Linked DNA regions of Homo sapiens: region 2 is linked to region 1. A link is a loop called in an ENCODE intact Hi-C map of the cell type or tissue named here. Cell type or tissue: Caco-2. All regions are shown on one strand. Links, peaks and the distances in the headings refer to the core of each region. The heading gives the core; the rest is flanking DNA. Region 1 holds the start of LOC124909457 (a long non-coding RNA gene). Region 2 has its middle 36 kb from the start of GHSR.

What was found. Hi-C counts contacts between places; a loop is a spot of excess contacts. Peaks named below come from ENCODE experiments on the same cell type or tissue, not always from the same donor. Only the 100,000 strongest peaks of a DNase experiment are listed, where the experiment ranks them.
Region 2: a loop joins it to region 1, with 5 times the contacts of the local background. A loop is called at or near these places in 2 of 110 quality-filtered maps.

What each region holds. Positions count from the first base shown.
Region 1 is chr3:172,663,513-172,672,539 of GRCh38, reverse strand. The region is part of intron 1 of NCEH1 (neutral cholesterol ester hydrolase 1); the gene reads left to right. LOC124909457 (a long non-coding RNA gene) reads right to left here and starts at 6,081. Exons shown (of 2, transcript XR_007096170.1): 1 at 5,858-6,081. In Caco-2, for the core only: CTCF peaks have their summits at 5,313 and 5,516 (motif pointing right); a DNase peak (open chromatin) is centred at 5,529.
Region 2 is chr3:172,407,786-172,416,812 of GRCh38, reverse strand. No RefSeq gene overlaps it. Among named protein-coding and RNA genes, the nearest start is that of GHSR, 36 kb to the left of the region's middle. In Caco-2, for the core only: no CTCF peak of the experiment used is centred there; no DNase peak of the experiment used is centred there.

The DNA.
Region 1 (9,027 bases), core at 786-8,785:
ACTGAATCAGGGGATAAAAGGAAGAGTGTTCTATTAGTGCCTCTATCAGCCTTTCTATAAAGGCCACAGGATTCTCATCTGGCTTTTGGTCTATTATAGACAGTTTAGAGTAATTGAGAGGTTTGGCCCTGGTTTTCCATAGGCCTTCTAAAACGCGTATTAAAAAGGGCTTCCTGGCCAGGTGCGGTGGCTCTCACTGTAATTCCAGCACTTTGGGAGGCTAAGGCAGGCAGATCACCTGAGGTCGGGCGTTTGAAACTAGCCTGTCCAACTTGGTGAAACGGTACTCAACATGTAGGCAATTATAATGCAGTGGTAAGTATTTGTAGATCTAATACTTGGTGAAACTTGGTACTCAGCACTGTAGGCAATTACAATGTAATGGTAAGTATTTGTATATCTAAACATAGAAAAGGTACAGCAAAATATGATACAAAAGATTAAAAAATGCTACCCCTGTGTAAGGCACTTACCGTGGAGCTTGCAGGAGTAGAATTTGCTCTGGGTGAATCAGTGAATGAGTAGTAAGCAAATGTGAAGGCCTAGGACATTACTATGCATTACTGTAGGCCTTATAAATACTGTACACTTAGGTTACACTAAATTTGTTTTAAAAATTAAGTAATTGCACTACAATGTCACAATGACAACAATGCCACTAGGTTATAAGAGTTTTCCAGCTCCATCATAATCTATGGAACCACCCTCATATATGTGATCTGTTCTTGAGCAAAATGTCATCATGCAGCACCTGACTATATGTAACAAGTATGTGTGTGCCTGTGTGCATGTGTGTATGTATATATACATGCTACATTTATATACACCTGATATGTGCATGTGTAATTATATATGTAACAAGTATGTGTGTGCCTGTGTGCATGTGTGTATGTATATATACATGCTACATTTATACACACCTGATATGTGCATGTGTAAATATATATACACACATGTAGCAGGTGTATATATAGGTAGCATATATATATATTTGTATATATATCTATATATGTGTGTGTGTGTGTGTGTGTGTATGTGTATGTGTGTGTAGCAGCGGTTTTGTGCTAGAACCAAGAGCCTGGAACTGGTACAATGAAAATATTTTACCCGAAAGGTATGCTAAGTAAAAGTCCCAAGTTTCACACATTTTTGAGGATCAAAGTGAAGAACTCAAAGTGAATTATTAGGTAATCATATCTACTTCTTCCTAAACCCTCCATCTGATTCTGTGCTAAAATTTAATAAATACCAACTGATCTTTCCATCTCCATAAAATTCTTTGAGTTAACGAAATCCTACTTTCTGGTTTCTGAAGGATGGTATTCTGCAAATGTAAAAGTTTCCCTTAACCTCCAAAAAATAATTGGGTTAATCCAGCTACCACAAGTGTGAAATTGAGAAGCTGCTTGCTAAGATTGAATTTAATATTGTCACATGTCATCTGAGAGCTGCTTGTCTGATCATGTTGCCACTGGACAAAGTAAGCCTTACTACAAAGGATAAAAGAATGATTATTTCAATATCCAGTCATAGTTCATCATCAAACTCTGAGTAAAATGGAGAGAAAAAGACGTTTTATCTTATATGACTATGCATTTCTCTGGGAAGTCATTTATCTGGTTACTATCTAGGAGAGCAAAGATAATGGGAAAAATCTTCCATTATTCTCAACTATAATTTTAAATATGAAATTTTCATAAAATAGGTTTTTGGTTCTTTTAAAAGCCCTCAATATAAGAAAATGAAATATTAGAAACTTATTTTATAAAATATATTTGTGAACCATAAAACCCCATATAAAACGGAAATTATTATTACCATTAACTACTGATGCTTCTAATGTTATTCTCTAATGGTTAAAAAATGACTAGAATTTAGAGTTACTGCCAATATATGGGGAGGATTTTATAAAAATAGCTTTATTCATTTGCATGTTAAGCAAGAGTGTGATTACTGATGGCCGTAAGAGTCCCTTGCTGCTTTAAGCTCTGCTCTGCTGCTGACTCTACATGTGTAGCTTTGAGAGGTCCTTTAGCCCCTCCAGCTTTCCTCATAGTCAGGATGTGGCTATTGTACTTGATGATATCCCAAACATGCTTCTGATTCCAACATTCAATGGTTCTGTGATATTTCTACCTTATTAGAAAAGACATTCACTTTAAAAGTATAAACGCTGTAGTAACTTTTTTCTTTCATTGTTTTCAATAAAAGTGTAATGGAAGTAAACTGACAAGTTTAGGAGGCTTTCAGAACATAAAGGAGAAAGGCTGACAGCTCTTGAGAACCTCTTTGCTTTCAGCTGAGAGCAAGTAGAGAATGCTTGCTCTCTGGCCCTGAATGTCATAATATTATGTTCAGAATCATTGAAATGTCTGACAACACTGTTGATTAAAAATGAGAATCATTAGGTCATGTCTGCCGTTATAGGATGAAGGGTAGTTTGAACAGTGTGAAAAAAACTATCCCAAAAGGATGATTTGTCTTAGACAATATTAACAAAATTTCAAATTATAATATGAATAGTAATTTATAGTAATTCACTTTTCTTATTTTTCTATATTTAGCTTTATCTTAAAAGTTCCTGTTCATTGGTAATGCTTTGAAAAATGCTGGATTTAGAATTATGGACTATCAACTAATATTATGGATGATATTATTTAGAAACCATTCTGTATGCTACACAAGTCCTTTGAAAATGATATGAGCTGGACACAGTGGCTCACACCTGTAATCCCAGCCCTTTGGGAGGCCAAGGCAGGTGGATCACGTGAGGTCAGGAGATCAAGACTAGCCTGGCCAAGATGGCGAAACCCCATCTCTACTAAAAATACAAAAATTAGTTGGGTGTGGTGGCAGGTGCCTGTAATCCCAGCTACTCAGGAGGCTGAAGCAGGAGAATCACTTGAACCCAGGAGGCGGAGGTTGCAGTGAGCCGAGATTGTGCCACTGCCCTCCAGCCTGGGTGACTCCATGTCAAAAAAATAAATAACCACTAAAATGGCTATTATTCATCTTTCAAAATCTGTTAATACCTGGAAGTTCTGCATGACCTTTAGGAAAACTACATCCACAAAACATTCCTTCTAGTTTCCTAATAAGTTTTAGAAGAAATATTACCATTCTGAGCTAAAATAGTTCTACTTCCTTAGGGCAAATTCCTCTCATAACATGAAATAGGCAAATACAATTACTCTAAAAAAAGTTCAGCCATAGCATCTTAGAGTTTAAAGGAATAACCCTTAGGAGTTCACATAATTTTTTTCCACTGCTTCCTAGGCAGATCTCATTTAGTGTAGCTGGCGTGTTGCCCTGCCCACACGAACAGTGGACTTCTCCAAACATTTCTTTAAATATTTTTCTCACAAAATGAGAAGTTGAATCAAAACGTTGGTGTTAATTCAGTGTCTCAAAGACATTAGACCCAAGGCCTCTGTCTTTTCCTCATGGTTGCTGATGAAGGCCGAAGCTATAGCCATAATGGTAATATTCCAGTTGGAGAGAGAAGAAACTACTCTTTTGTATACTAAAAATACAAAAATTAGCTGGGTGTGGTGGCATGCGCCTGTAGTCCCAGCTACTTGAGAGGCTAGTACAGGAGTCGCTATGTTTTTAGCCAGCCCATTCAGTTTTTGTAAAGCTCCATCATTACATTTTTCATCATACTGACCTAATACCTAGCTATATTTAGCTTGCTCACGCTCTGCCTTCTGGGGGGAAAATATATATGTCTGTGCATTCTCTATATCTACCTAGTATCAATTAGAGTTTTATGTTTTCCTGCATGTAACAGAAAACACGTTAACAGTGGACTTCTCCAGATACTTCTTTAAATATTTTTCTCACAAAATGAGAAGTCGAATGAAAGCATTGGTGTCAATTCAGTGTCTCAAAGATATTAGACCCAAGGCCTCTGTCTTTTCCTCACGGTTGCTGATGAAGGCTGAAGCTATAGTCATCACGGTAATATTCCAGTCGGAGAGAGAAGAAACTACTCTTTTGTAAACTAAAAATACAAAAATTAGCCAGGTGTGGTGGCAGGTGCCTGTAGTCCCAGCTACTCAGGAGGCTGAGGCAGGAGAATCGCTTGAACCTGGGAGGCGGAGCTTGTAGTGAGCCGAGATTGTGCCATTGCACTCCAGCCTGGGCAACAGAGCGAGACTCTCTCAAAAAAAAAAAAAAAAAAAAAAAAAATGCTTCCTTTTCCATTTGTTTCCTGAGCTTATTGGTGTTCCAGTTAGGGTTATTTACTGAAACTGCTTCCCTCCCTATTGGGAATGGTGTTTCTGATATTTTTTCACTTTCCCTACCTGCTTTCTTCCCTTTTGGTGTATTATAGGAGATATATTGCTCATCTCTGAAATTATCTGCTGCTTACAGAGCTACCTGCTCTTCAACTGCAGTGAGGGTCTGGTTTAGGAGGAGAGTAACATCCCTGCATGTGAGGTGAAATACCTGAGTTAAATTTTGGAAAGCTTTTATGTACCAATCATGGTTGTTAGAAAATTGGCCTAAGTCATCTTTTATTTGCCTAAGGTTTTGTTATGAGACGGGAACTTGAAGGGGGCCCAAATAAGGGGGATCCTCAAATGGTTCCCTGGAAGTTGCTTCTTTAACTTTTGGGGAACTGTTTTCCCTGGGACTGCCCAATATGATTGCTAAAAGAGCTGGGTTGATCTTACAGTGCTTGGCAAAGGTTTAGTAAAAATGCCATGCCCTTGTATAAAAGAAAATGAGTTGCTTTTCTCTTTAAAGTCCTTAGGTTAAGGAAGTGTTCCAGTGCTGTAGAGTGCACTCCAGAGGGGTGCAAGCTGAAGAAAATCTGTTACCCATCTAGAAAAAGAAGTGAGAATAAAAGCATCCTCTTAGTCTCCTTCCTTTCCGTATGACCTAGGGTGGAGGAAAAGACAGGGAGTGTTCGACTGTTTTCCCTCCCTGGTTCCTGGGTTCTGCCACCAAGTTAAATATGCCGCCCATGGTTGAAGACATGGTCCTCCAAGCCATGGAACTGGATAAACTAAGTGATGGGACTAACCGTGCTTTACTGCGCAACCTTAGGTCATCCACCTTCTGTGATTTCCCTTTGACTTCCTAAACCTGTGTGATCTGCCTGGCTCCCCAAAAAACGTATCTCCAGAGAGACTGTGTCGTCTTTGAGCAAGGCTCCTTTAATGGAGGTAGTGTGCTAGATTGCCTGCTATTATGCCCCGTGCTAAAGCATTTACTCCTAGAAAAATGGTTCTGGTTAACTTCCGTACTTAAAATCCCCTTACTAATTAAGTACTGTCTTGGAGACAGAGTAGGTGCCTTAAAAATACATAGGAACCGAATGGCCGTTTTCCCTGCTGATGGGACGCATTGAGACTAAAATTTGGCCACAGAAGACATCTTACTCCTAACTGTTGAAAACAGAGCTCTCCTGTTTACACAAGTAGCCTAGAGCCTGATTTTTAGTGGTGTGAAAGGAGATTGCAGTGTACAGCAAAGGACCAGCAATATGTCCTATGAAGAGGATTTCTATTTCCACTAGGCGGCGCTGTTGGCTTAGAAATACCTTGGGCTCGCCAGAGGATTACTAGCCGGTAATCTCACTGTTGGAGGTGGAAAAGGGGAGAACTCTGTTCCTAGAAGGTTGCAATGGCATTTTCCTGAGCTATATCCCAGGTCTACAGCATTTCCTGATCTTGCCTAACAGGATTACTTCTCTAGGCTGTAAAAATTCCCACACATTCAACACACAGAAAGTAAGAGATCGCAGACAGAGAAACCAGGAAAGAAGGAAGGTTTTGCAACAGGATAGCCGGCAGACAGCCTTGAGATTAAAGGACAGATCTGAGATTGAGATTTGCTCCATACTCACCGCTCCGATGAATGAATTCCTGGCCAATGCACCAAAATGATACGGCTCCGATGACTGGAGGAACACCAGGGTCCTTGGTCTCGCACCAGTTTAGATAAAATGACACAGACACACATGTAATGGTTTTAAGGAGTGGAGAGTTTATTAGGCAAGAAGGAAGGAAGAAGAAAACAGCTCCCCCATACAGAGACAGAGGGAGGGGGGATTAGAACAAACAGAAACTTGGTGTGTGGCAGAAAAGTGGTTGCTTATATTGGGATGCTGCAGGGGGCAGTGTCTGGTTTGCATAGGGCCCAGGGGATTGGTTTGACCAGGTGTGTCATTTATGTAGCCTGCAAAACACCTGGTCCACCCACCTTAGCCCTTTAATATGCAAATGCAGGTTGCCATGATGTTCTGAACACATGGTGTTATCCGGAGGCAGCCATGACACGTGGCACACACCGGGACAGGAAGAAGAAGGCAGGAGTTGCCATATTGGGTGGACAATTTCTAATAGCCAGCATTTGCATATCAAAGCTTGCCAGACTGGCCCTTCAAGTCGTTTTTCTGTTAGAAAAGAAATGGCTTGGGTTCCAAGAATAGAAGCAGCTCCAGTCTACAGCTCCCAGCATGAGTGACACAGAAGATGGGTGATTTCTGCATTTCCAACTGAGGCACTGGGTTCATCTCACTGGGACTTGTTGGACAGTGGGTGCAGCCACGGAGTGTGAGCCAAAGCAGGGTGGGGCATCGCCTCACCCGGGAAGCACAAGGGGTCGGGGAATTCCCTTTCCTAGCCAAGGGAAGCTGTGACAGATGGTACCTGGAAAATCGGGACATTCCCACCCTAATACTGTGCTTTTCCAGTGGTCTTAGCAAATGGCAGACCAGGAGATTATATCCCGCGCATGGCTCGGCGGGTCCGACACCCATGGAGCCTTGCTCACTGCTAGCACAGCAGTCCAAGATCAAACTGCGAGGCAGCAGCAAGGCTGGGGGAGGGGTGTCCACCATTGCTGAGGCTTGATGAGGTAAACAAAGTGGCCAGGAAGCTCGAACTGGGTGGAGCCCACCACAGCTCAACGAGGCCTGCCTGCCTCTGTAGACTCCACCTCTGGGGGCAGGGCATAGCTGAACAAAAGGCAGCAGAAACTTCTGCAGACTTAAACATCCCTGTCTGACAGCTTTGAAGAGAGTAGTGGTTGTCCCAGCATGGAGTTTGAGATCTGAGAACGGACAGACTGCCTCCTCAAGTGGGTCCCTGACCCCTCAGTAGCCTAACTGGGAGGCACCTCCCAGTGGGGGCCAACTGACACCTCATACAGCCAGGTGCCCCTCTGAGACAAAGCTTCCAGAGGAAGGATCAGGCAGCAACATTTACTGTTCTGCAATCTTTGCTGTTCTGCAGCCTCTGCTGGTGATACCCAGGCAAACAAGGTCTGGAGTGGACCTCCAGCGAACTCCAACAGACCTGCAGCTGAGGGTCCTGACTGTTAGGAGGAAAACTAACAAACAGAAAGGAATAGCATCAACATCAACAAAAAAGACATCCACACCAAAACCCCATCTGTAGGTCACCATCATCAAAGACCAAAGGTAGATAAAATCACAAAGATGGGGAGAAACCAGAGCAGAAAAGCTGAAAATTCTAAAAATCAGAGTGCCTCATCTACACCAAAGGATCACAGCGCCTCGCCAGCAACGGAACAAAGCTGGATGGGGAATGACTTTGATGAGTTGACAGAATTAGGCTTCAGAAAATCGGTAATGACAAACTTCTCCCAGCTAAAGGAGGATGTTCGAACCCATCACAAAGAAGCTAAAAACCTAGAAAAAAGATTAGACAAATGGCTAACTAGAATAAACAGCATAGAGGAGACCTTAAATGACCTGATGGAGCTGAAAACCATGGCACGAGAACTACGTGACACATGCACAAGCTTCAGTAGCCGATTCGATCAAGTGGAAGAAGGGGGTCAGTGATTGAAGATCAAATGAATGAAATGAAGCAAGAAGAGAAGTTTAGAGAAAAAAGAGTAAAGAGACAAACAAAGCCTCCAAGAAATATGGGACTATGTGAAAAGACCAAATCTACTTTTGATTGGTGTACCTGAAAGTGACGGGGAGAATGGAACCAAGTTGGAAAACACTCTGCAGGATATTATCCAGGAGAACTTCCCCAACCTAGCAGGGCAGGCCAACATTCAAATTCAGGAAACACAGAGAATGCCACAAAGATACTCCTCGTGAAGAGCAACCCCAAGACACATAATTGTCAGATTCACCAAGGTTGAAATGAAGAAAAAAATGTCAAGCGCAGCCAGAGAGAAAGGTCAGGTTACGTACAAAGGGAAGCCCATCCGACCAATAGTGGATCTCTCTGCAGAAACTCTACAAGCCAGACGAGAGTGGGGGCCAATATTCAACATTCTTAAAGAAAAGAATTTTCAACCCAGAATTTCATATCCAGCCAAACTAAGCTTCATAAGTGAAGGAGAAATAAAATCCTTTACAGACAAGCAAATGCTGAGAGATTTTTGTCACCAGTAGGCCTGCCTTACAAGAGCTCCTGAAGGAAGCACTAAACATGGAAAGGAACAACTGGTACCAGCCACTGCAAAAACATGCCAAATTGTAAAGACCATCGAGGCTAGGAAGAAACTGCATCAACTAACGAGCAAAATAACCAGCTAATATCATAATGACAGGATCAAATTCACACATAAGAATATTAGCCTTAAATGTAAATGGGCTAAATGCCCCAATTAAAAGACACAGACTAGCAAATCAGATAAATCAAGACCCATCAGTGTGCTGTATTCAGGAGACCCATCTCACATGCAGAGACACACATAGGCTCAAAATAAAGGGATGGAGGAAGATCTACCAAGCAAATGGAAAACAAAAAAAAGCAGGGGTTGCAATCCTAGTCTCTGATAAAAGAGACTTTAAACCAACAAAGATCAAAAGAGACAAAGAAGGCCATTACATAATGGTAAAGGGATCAATTCAACAAGAAGTGCTAACTATCCTAAATATATATGCACCCAATACAGGAGCACCCAGATTCATAAAGCAAGTCCTTAGAGACCTATAAAGAGACTTAGACTCCCAAACAATAATATTGGGAGACTTTAACACCCTACTGTCAACATTAGACAGATCAACGAGGCAGAAAGTTAATAAAA
Region 2 (9,027 bases), core at 709-8,708, 260 kb after region 1:
GGAACTGGAGATCATTGTGTTATGTGAAATAAGCTAGGAACAGAAATATAAACTTCATATGTTCTCACCTATTTGTGGGAGCTAAACATTAAAACAATGAACTCATGGAGATAGTAGAAGAATTGATACTGGAGGCTGGGAAGGACTGTGGGGTCGGGGGGAGGAAGTGGGGATGCCTAATGGGTACAAAAACGTAGAGAGAGTAAGAACCAGTATTTCATAGCACAAAAGGGTGACTATAGTCGATAATTTAATTGTACAGTTTAAAGTAACTAAAAGAGTATAATTGGATTGTTTGTAACACAAAAGATAAATGCTTAAGGTGATGGATACTCCATTTACTCTGGTGTGATTATTATGCATTGCATGCTTGTCTCAAAATACCTCATGTACTACATAAACATATACACCTATTATGTACCCACAAAAAGGAAAGAGAAAAAGAAATATTACCTGTTGGGTACTATACTCACTACCTGGGTGGCAGGATTATTCATACCCCAAACCTCAGCATCACACAATATTAACAAGCCTGCACATGTACTCATAAAATAATTTTTGAAAAATCTGGGTTCTGTGCAAATTCAACCTTTCAACACTAGTTATGATTCTTCTAATCATAAGAGGTCATGCTTTCAGTGTCTATTGTGATTTCGGTCTCCTTAAATTTAATATGCCTAGCAAAAAATCCAAGAAAGAAATATGAAGACTCAAGTAATTTCTGGTTAACATCTATATAAGAAAGACACAGTATTTTCCTCAAAGTCTCAGGAATTCAAGGTTTTTTGACTTGCCAACACATAAAAGAATAGGATGTGAGTGGTTGATTGTATGAAGATTTATTTGGCAATGACATGATAACAGTTTTAATAACCAATGCTATGTTTTCCCAATTTTGGACAATGATCCATTATGCCATGTAAATTTTCTAGGGAACAGAATAATGAGAGGTGAGAAGAAGACATCTACCTAAGAAGTAAGTAACATGTTTGTTCAGCGTATGCTCCGAGGTAAAAACTGGGCTAGACGCAGGAGATTTAAGAAGAGAAATGTGAACGATAATCTACAAAGAGAAATATGGGCTCCAGAGTCAGGCAAGCTTGCATTTGAATCCTTGCTCTGTTGTTCTGTGATGTTGTGAGGCTATTTTGATTACAATTGCTGCATAATACATTACCCCAAAACTTGTTGTAAAGCAACAATCATTTCATTCTGCTCACGATTTTGTGGGTATTTCAGGAAGCGCTGAGCTGGGCAGTCTCTCATGTGGTTACAGCCAGATGTCGGGTTGGGCTTCAGTCATCTGAAATCTTGACTAGATTGAGCCAGATGTGAGACCAAGCTGGCTTACTTACATGGATGGCAGTTGATGCTGGCTGTTGGCTCGGAGCTCAGCCATGTTCAGGTGATGTTCCGGCATGGCAGCCTTTGGACTGTCAAAATTCTTACATGGTGGTCTTCTGCCAGAGGTAGAGTTCCAACAGAACCAGGTAGATGCGCAGAACTTTATGACAAAGCCTTGGCAGCCACATAAAGATATTTTTGGTCACATTCTCTTGGTCAACGCATAGACAACCCCATCCAGATTCAAGGATAGGGAATTAAACTGTACTCTTTGAGACGGACTTGTACGGCCACATAGTAGAAGATGAGAGAAATGATTGCAGTCATCTTCAGAAAATATCTGCCACAGTGACCTTGAGAAAATAATCTCTTTAAAGCTCAGTTTCCCTATTGGTAAAACGAGAATAACAATTTTTTTTTTTTTTTTGAGATGGAGTCTCGCTCTGCTGCCCAGGCTGGAGTGCAGTGGCGCAATCTTGGCTCACTGCAAGCTCCGCCTCCTGGGTTCACGCCATTCTCCTGCCTCAGCCTCCCGAGTAGCTCAGACTACAGGGGCCCACTACCACACCTGGCTAATTTTTGTATTTTTAGTAGAGACGGGGTTTCACCTTGTTAGCCAGGATGGTCTCAATCTCCTGACCTCATGATCTGCCCACCTCGGCCTCCCAAAGTGCTGAGATCACAGCTGTGAGCCACCGCACCTGGCCAAGAATAACAATATCTTATAAAGTATTACTATGATAACAAAATGAAATAATGCTTATCAGAGGCTTAGCTTCATGTGGGGGAATCCAGCAAGTGCTTAATAAATGTTTGTGATCAACACAGAGTCCCAGGCCTTGTGCTGCTTATTCTAGCTCCCATTTTATAGGCCTAGGATACAAAGCCATGCCACATTTCTTCGTAATTCTCAAGTTGTAAGTGCCTCTAACTCCCCTGTTGCATATTCTTTAGAAGATTCTTCTCTCCTCCTTGGTGTCTGACCTACTGTGATGATATTGAAATCCTCATTAAGTCTTTGTTATTCATTTTCTTGACACTGCTCCTTGTGTCCCATCTTTGCTAATGGAAACTGCTTACTGTTGATGGGCATCTCCACAAAGACTTCTTAAGGCATCTTTCCTGTTCTAAACCCTGTCCTCCTCTCCTCCAGTTCCAAACCATCCTCCATCCTTCTGGCCTTTCACTCTCTGAAGACTATTCATTCCTTCTCTTTCTGAAAGAACAGAGGCCCTTCCAAACATGAGTTTTCTCGTGACCCTCTTCTCCATTCCTACACTTAGCCTTACATTCATTCATTGTATTTTTCTCATCTTTTATCTCAAATGAAGTCATATTTCTACTAGTTTCTAAGGTTAAATCCTTTAGTTGTGCTTTCAGTTCTCATTTATGTCATCTTCTACAGAACATTGTTACACTGATTATACCTTCTCCTGTATCTTCAATTGCTACTTCTAGATTAGAACTGTCTCTTGGATCTACCAAATACCTAAGTCTCTCCTCGTTTACAAATAAAAGCTAACTAACCACGCACATCCTTCCTTTAACTTTGTTTCTCTGACCAGCTACTGTTCTCTTCTTTTCTTCACTCCAGACCCCACTGACTACAAGTCCTCATCACTATTCATTTTTCACTGTGTAATCCGTCTCCTGCCTTGTCTTTCTGGAAACTATTCTTACAAAGGACTCCTGGGGCCCTCAGATTGTCTTAAGCAACTGAGTTTTGAGGTGGCTTGTTATACAATAATAGCTGAATAACACAGTGGTCAAGCCAGGATCTTGACGCTTGTGATGATTGCAAAACCTACTGTCTTTCTGCTTCATCAGATGTTAGAAAATAAGGCTAACGCATTATTATAGGAGCTTCGACTTTCAAGTGAAGGAGTCATAGAGAATATTTAGAAGAGTTTTTTTTAAAACCATAAGGGTTCGTATCAGGGATTATTATAGGTAGAGGGGATGGGGGGAGCAGGATATTAAAAGAGAATCAATCCTCTGGAGAGTTTTTCGAAACATACACTCCTAGCTTCTCCTTTCTCCCAGCTGTTTCTTATTCGCTCCCTGGTAGTTGGGGTTGTTTGAAGTCTCTCTCAGCATCCTTGTTGCCATCCAGTCCAACCAATCATTTTTTTGCAGAAGAAAACTGAAGCCTGGAGTAGCCAAGTGATTTGCTTAATGTTTCAAACTTGCTAAATGCCACGATTTTATACTCACTTTTTAATAGTGTGTGTGTGTGCTTTTACTTGTTCTTGTAAACCATTAAATGCCTGTTCATAGCAAGCTGAGCAATATTGAAGTCTATAAGAAAACTTTTTTTTTTTTTGAGACAGGGTCTCACTCTGCCACCCAGGCTGGAGTGCAGTGGTGCAATCATGTCTCACTGTAGCCTTGACCTCCAGGGCTCAGGCAATCTTTGCTCTTGAGCCTCCTAAGTAGCTATGACCACAGGTGCATGCCACAATGCTAATTTTTAAAATATTTTTGTAGAGATGCGTTTTCCCATTGTATTAGTCCATTTTCACACTACTATAAAGAACTTCCCGAGACTGGGTAATTTATAAAGGGAAGAGGTTTAATTGACTCACAGTTCCACATGCCTGGGGAAGCCTCAGGAAACTTACAATCATGGCAGAAGGGGAAGCAGACACGTCTTACATGGTGGCAGGTGAGAGAGAGAGGATGTGTCAGCGCAGGAAAAAACCACCATTTATAAAACCATCAGATCTCGTGAGAATTCACTTGCTAACACAAGAACACCATGGGGGAAACCATCCCAATAATTCAATCATTTCCCACCAGGTCTCTCCCTAAACACCTGGGGATCACAATTCAAGATGAGATTTGAGTGGGAACACGAAGCCTAACCTTATGAGCCATGTTGCCCTGGCTGGTCTCAAACTCCTGGGCTCAAGCAATCCTCTCACCTCAGTCTTCCAAACTCTTGGCATTACACACGTGAGCCACCATGCCCAGTCAGAAAACATTATTTCTTACTTTCCTTTTGTACTTGATCTTACTGAGGTAATCAATATTAATGGCTTGATAATCCTTCCATACTTTTCTGTGCTGGTATTTCTTTCATATTGTAGTAAGTCAGGGATATATTTCCAGGTGAGTAAAGATGGTTTAATTCATTTTCCCATTTTTATTGAGATATAATTGACATAACATGAAATTTATTTACTCTTTTAAAGTTTATAACTCAGCAGTTTTTAGTATATTCACGAGGTGTGCAACCATCTACCTTATCTAATTCCAGAACATGTTTATCATCCGAAATAGAAACCCTGTGTCTATTACCAGTCACTCTCGAATTGTCTTTCCTCCCGTTACTGGCAACTACTAACTTTTTTGTCTGTATAGATTACCTCATTCTAGGCATTTCATATAAATGGAATTATAAAATATATGGACTTTTGTGTCTGAATTTTTACTTAGCATGTTTTCAAGGTTCTTCCATGTTATTGCATGTATCAGTACTTTGTTCCTTTTTATGGTCAAATAATCTTTCATTGTATGGATCTATTACATTTTGGTTATTCATTCATCACATGATGAACATTTGGCCATTGTGACTAATGCTGCTATGAACATTTGATGGCAGTGGTGGGCCATCTGGTGTGGCCAAGGGGAGGTGGCAGACAGCCTGCCCCCGCCTCCCGCAGCCCGCCACCCTAGGGGCCACCACAATGGGACCAGGCCGTGGGCTTGGTGAAGGGGAGCTCCAGGCCACCCTTGAGCACTGGAGCCACAGGGGGAGCTCCTGGCCTCATCACCCCTGTCCCAGATGCCCACCCAGGCCCAGTGAGGACCCAGAGCAACCCCCAACCCCCAGGCTGCAAGGGGGCACAGCCGTGTGCCATGCTCCATGGAGCTGGTGGGAGCCAGGTACAAGCAGGAGCCCTGCCCCTTCCAAGTTGGTGGGGCGGGACCTTCCCAGGTGCAACTGCAGCCACCTAAGTGGCATTTGCAACCTGGGCATCCCATGCTTTTGGGACTTGGGCATGCACAGGAGCCCCACCCTCCTGGGCAGGGCTTCAGCCACCCAAGCTGTGGCTGTGGATCCAGGCCTTCTGCTTTAGAGAGCTGGCAGGAGTCCCGCTCCCCAGGCGAGGCGCAGTTGCAGCCAACCAAACTGTGGCTGCAGATGCAGGCATCCTTGCAGCTTGGGGGGCCTGGGAAGGCCCCCCTGCCCTTGCAGGCTCGGAGTTGCCTGCTCCTGCTGCCTCATGTCTTCCTGCTCCCGTACCTGCTACAATCTTGGAGCGGGGTTAGGGCCAAGCCTGGGGGCTGTCACAGCCCGACCAGGTGGGCGCATGCTTGGGGCAGTGGTGACTTGCCAGCTCCTTGCTGGCTCAGCCCTCTCTGGGGGATAAGATGAGGGCAGCTGAGTGCTGGCCTGCAGGTGCCCTTTGGTGCCAGCAGCCTGGGTGCCATGGACGGCTGAGGGAGGGAGACAGGCTCCTGGGCAGAAGCAGGCAGATCCCCAGTAAGGCCCCACCTTCAGGCCAGGGAGGACTTGAAGGCTAGGGGCCAGGCTGCCAGTCCCGAGACCTGAGTGAGGATTTGTGACGCCTCTTCCAGGCCCACTCATGGCTGCCCATGGACCAATGAGCATGCACTTCCTTCCTTCTGAGGTCCATAAAAGCCCCAGGCTTAGCCAAAGGAGGGCAGAGAATGCGAGAAGGGAGAGACTATGGTCTGGAAAACCAGCTGCAGAGAGGAGCTACCCTCTCTGCTGAGAGCTTCAGAGACCTGCAGAGACGTTGGGACTATCAGCTGCAGAGAGGAGTAACCTTCTCCAGGACCTCCTCTCTTCTGAGAGCTGAACACTTGAGGGTGACCTGCCCATAGAGAGGACCTACCCACTGCAGGACTCCTTTGAGCTGTTCTAACATTTAAAGCTCATCTGTGCACCCTTCACTTGTCTGCGTACCTCATTCTTCTTGGCCAAGAACTTGGGCAAAGGCGCTTTTGGTCACACAGGTTTCCAGCCAGAAAATCAACATCCCGAAGATCCTTTATGAACAAGTTTTCTCATGGAGCAGGGCTCCTGACTGCTCTCTAAAGCATGAGGATGCTTTTACTTAATTTTATTTCCAAGTTACTCTAGCTACAACTTTCAGAACAATATTGAATAGAAGTAGCAAGAGTAAGCCTCCCTGACTTGTTCCTGATCTTAGCAGGGTAAGTGTTCAGTCTTTCGCTGTTAAGTATGTTTGTTGTGGGTTTTCATAGATGCTGTTTATCAAGTTGAGGAAGGTCCTGTCTATTCCTAGTTTGGTGTGTGTGTATATATATATATATATATATATATAATCATGAAAGACTGTTAGATTTTGTCAAATGCTTTTTATATGTCTGTTGAGATGATTATATTGTTTTTGTCCTTTATTCTATAAATATGGGGAATTACATTAGTTAGTTATATGTTGAACCAATCTTCCATTCCTGAGGTAAATTTATTTGTCATGGTTTTTAATCCTTTTTATATGTTGCTGGATTCTATTTGCCAGTATTTTGTCGAAGATTTTTGCATCTGTATTTATTTTGGTTTTAATTAAAAAATTAAAGCTTTCCTAGATTCAGATCTGTTGTTTTCTTATGATGTGAATTCATTTTTAATAGATCTAAAATAGTTAATAATTTGAATGCATTGCTCTATCAATAAATATTTAAATTGTTTTTCTTTAATAAGCAGTGCTGAAATAAATATCCTTGCATGTACACCCTTACATATGAATTCATTTTTTCTTTAGACTTTTAAGATTGCTTGGTTAAAGTATATGTTCCATTTTAAAATGTAGTATTTCCAGATTACCTTCAAAAATGCTATAGTAATTGACATCTTCCTAGAGAGATAGATAGGTGATTTCCCCATACTTTTTCCAATGTGATATTGATTATTTATTTATTTATTTATTTAAGATGGAGTTTTGCTCTTGTTGCCCAGGCTGGAGTGCAGTGGTGTAATCTCAGCTCACTGCAACCTCCACCTCTCCAGTTCAAGTGATTCTCCTGCCTCAGCCTCCAGAGTAGATGGGATTACAGGTGCTCACCGCCACACCTGGCTAATTTTTGTATTTTTAATAGAGACAGGGTTTCAGCATGTCTGTCAGGCTGGTCTCAAACTCCTGACCTCAGGTGATCCACCTGCCTCGGCCTTCTAAGTGCTGGGATTACAGGCGTGAGCCACCACACCTGGCCAGGATATTGATCTTTTTTTTTTTTGCTTAAGGGCTAAATATTTCCCATTAGTTGAATTTTAATTTTCCTAACATGTACCAAGGTTGAACATTGTTCTCTATGATTTTTGTAATTTATATTTCTTCTGTAAACCGCTTTGGTATTTAAAAATTTGTATTCCTATTCCATTGCTGCTGTAACAAATTATCAAATATTTCTTCTATTTACTTGCTTTGCTTTTTTTTGTTTGTTTGTTTTTGAGATGGGATCTCACTCTGTCACCCAGGCTGGAGTGCAGTGGAGCGATCATGGCTCATTGTAGCCTTGACATCCCAGGCTCAATTTATCCTCCCACTTCAGCATCCTGAGTAGCTGGGACTACAGGCGTGAGCCACCACACCCAGCTATTTTTTTCTTTTTTTTTTTTTTTTTTTGGTAGAGACTGGGTCTCACAGTGTTGCCTAAGCTGGTCTCAAACTCCTGGGCTCATGTGATCCTCCTGCCTCAGCCTCCCAACGTGCTGAGATTACAGGTGTGAGCCACCATGCCTGGCTACTTTGCCTATTTTTTAGAATGAAAAAAAAAAGTTTGTTTTTGTTCTTATTAATGTATAGGAGCTTTTGCATATGAGGAATATTAACCCTTTGCCAACGTTGTTTCACAATTATTTTCTCTATTTTTAATAAGTTAAATGTGTCACTCTTTTCCCTTTAGGCTTTTAGATTTCTATTTAACACCTCACCTATCCTATGTAATGTCACACAAATATTCTATATTTTTAAAATCTGTATTCATTTTTTACTGCTGCTGTAAGAAATTACTACAAATCCCTTGTCAATGAGCAAGCTGAATAAAGCAATCCAGAAATATACTTACAAGCACTTGTGAGAAATTTGCTTAGATGACAGACGGAAAGAAAATCTCAGGGCTTGGCTCTGAAGGGCTGGATACTGTTGCAAGGTGGAGGGCCTCAGCAAGGGTGGGCACATGGGCAAACAGGTCTATTTCCTGGAGATCAGGGCTCTCCTGGGGAAACCTAGCAAGAGTTCAGCAAACTCCTTTGGCCTTTCAACATTCATGTCTTCAGAACCCACTCCTGCACTTCCTTTCCTTTTACCTACTTGGTATCATATGTTTACTCTTTTCTGTAGCATTTTTTATTTCCTAGCCCCTTTGTGGTAGCACTGAAATCAGCTTTGTAGAAGTGTGGTGTGTTCCCTGAGCAGAGGTACTGGAGTTGACTGGACAACTCTCCCGAATGGCAGTTTTGCAATACAGATTTCAATGTTTACAGCACGTGGTGCTAATTTTTTCAACCAAAGAATTGTGGAGGCTGCATGTACGTGGAGGATCTTGCAGGCTGTCCTCTGATTATTTCTATCAAGGAACTGTAGTTTGGACTGAAGCCCACCTACCTTAGAGTCTAGTCTTCATAGAATCGTAAAGACGTTAGACGGTGTCGTTCAATTTGCCTTCACTGGAGGAACCCAAGGCTCA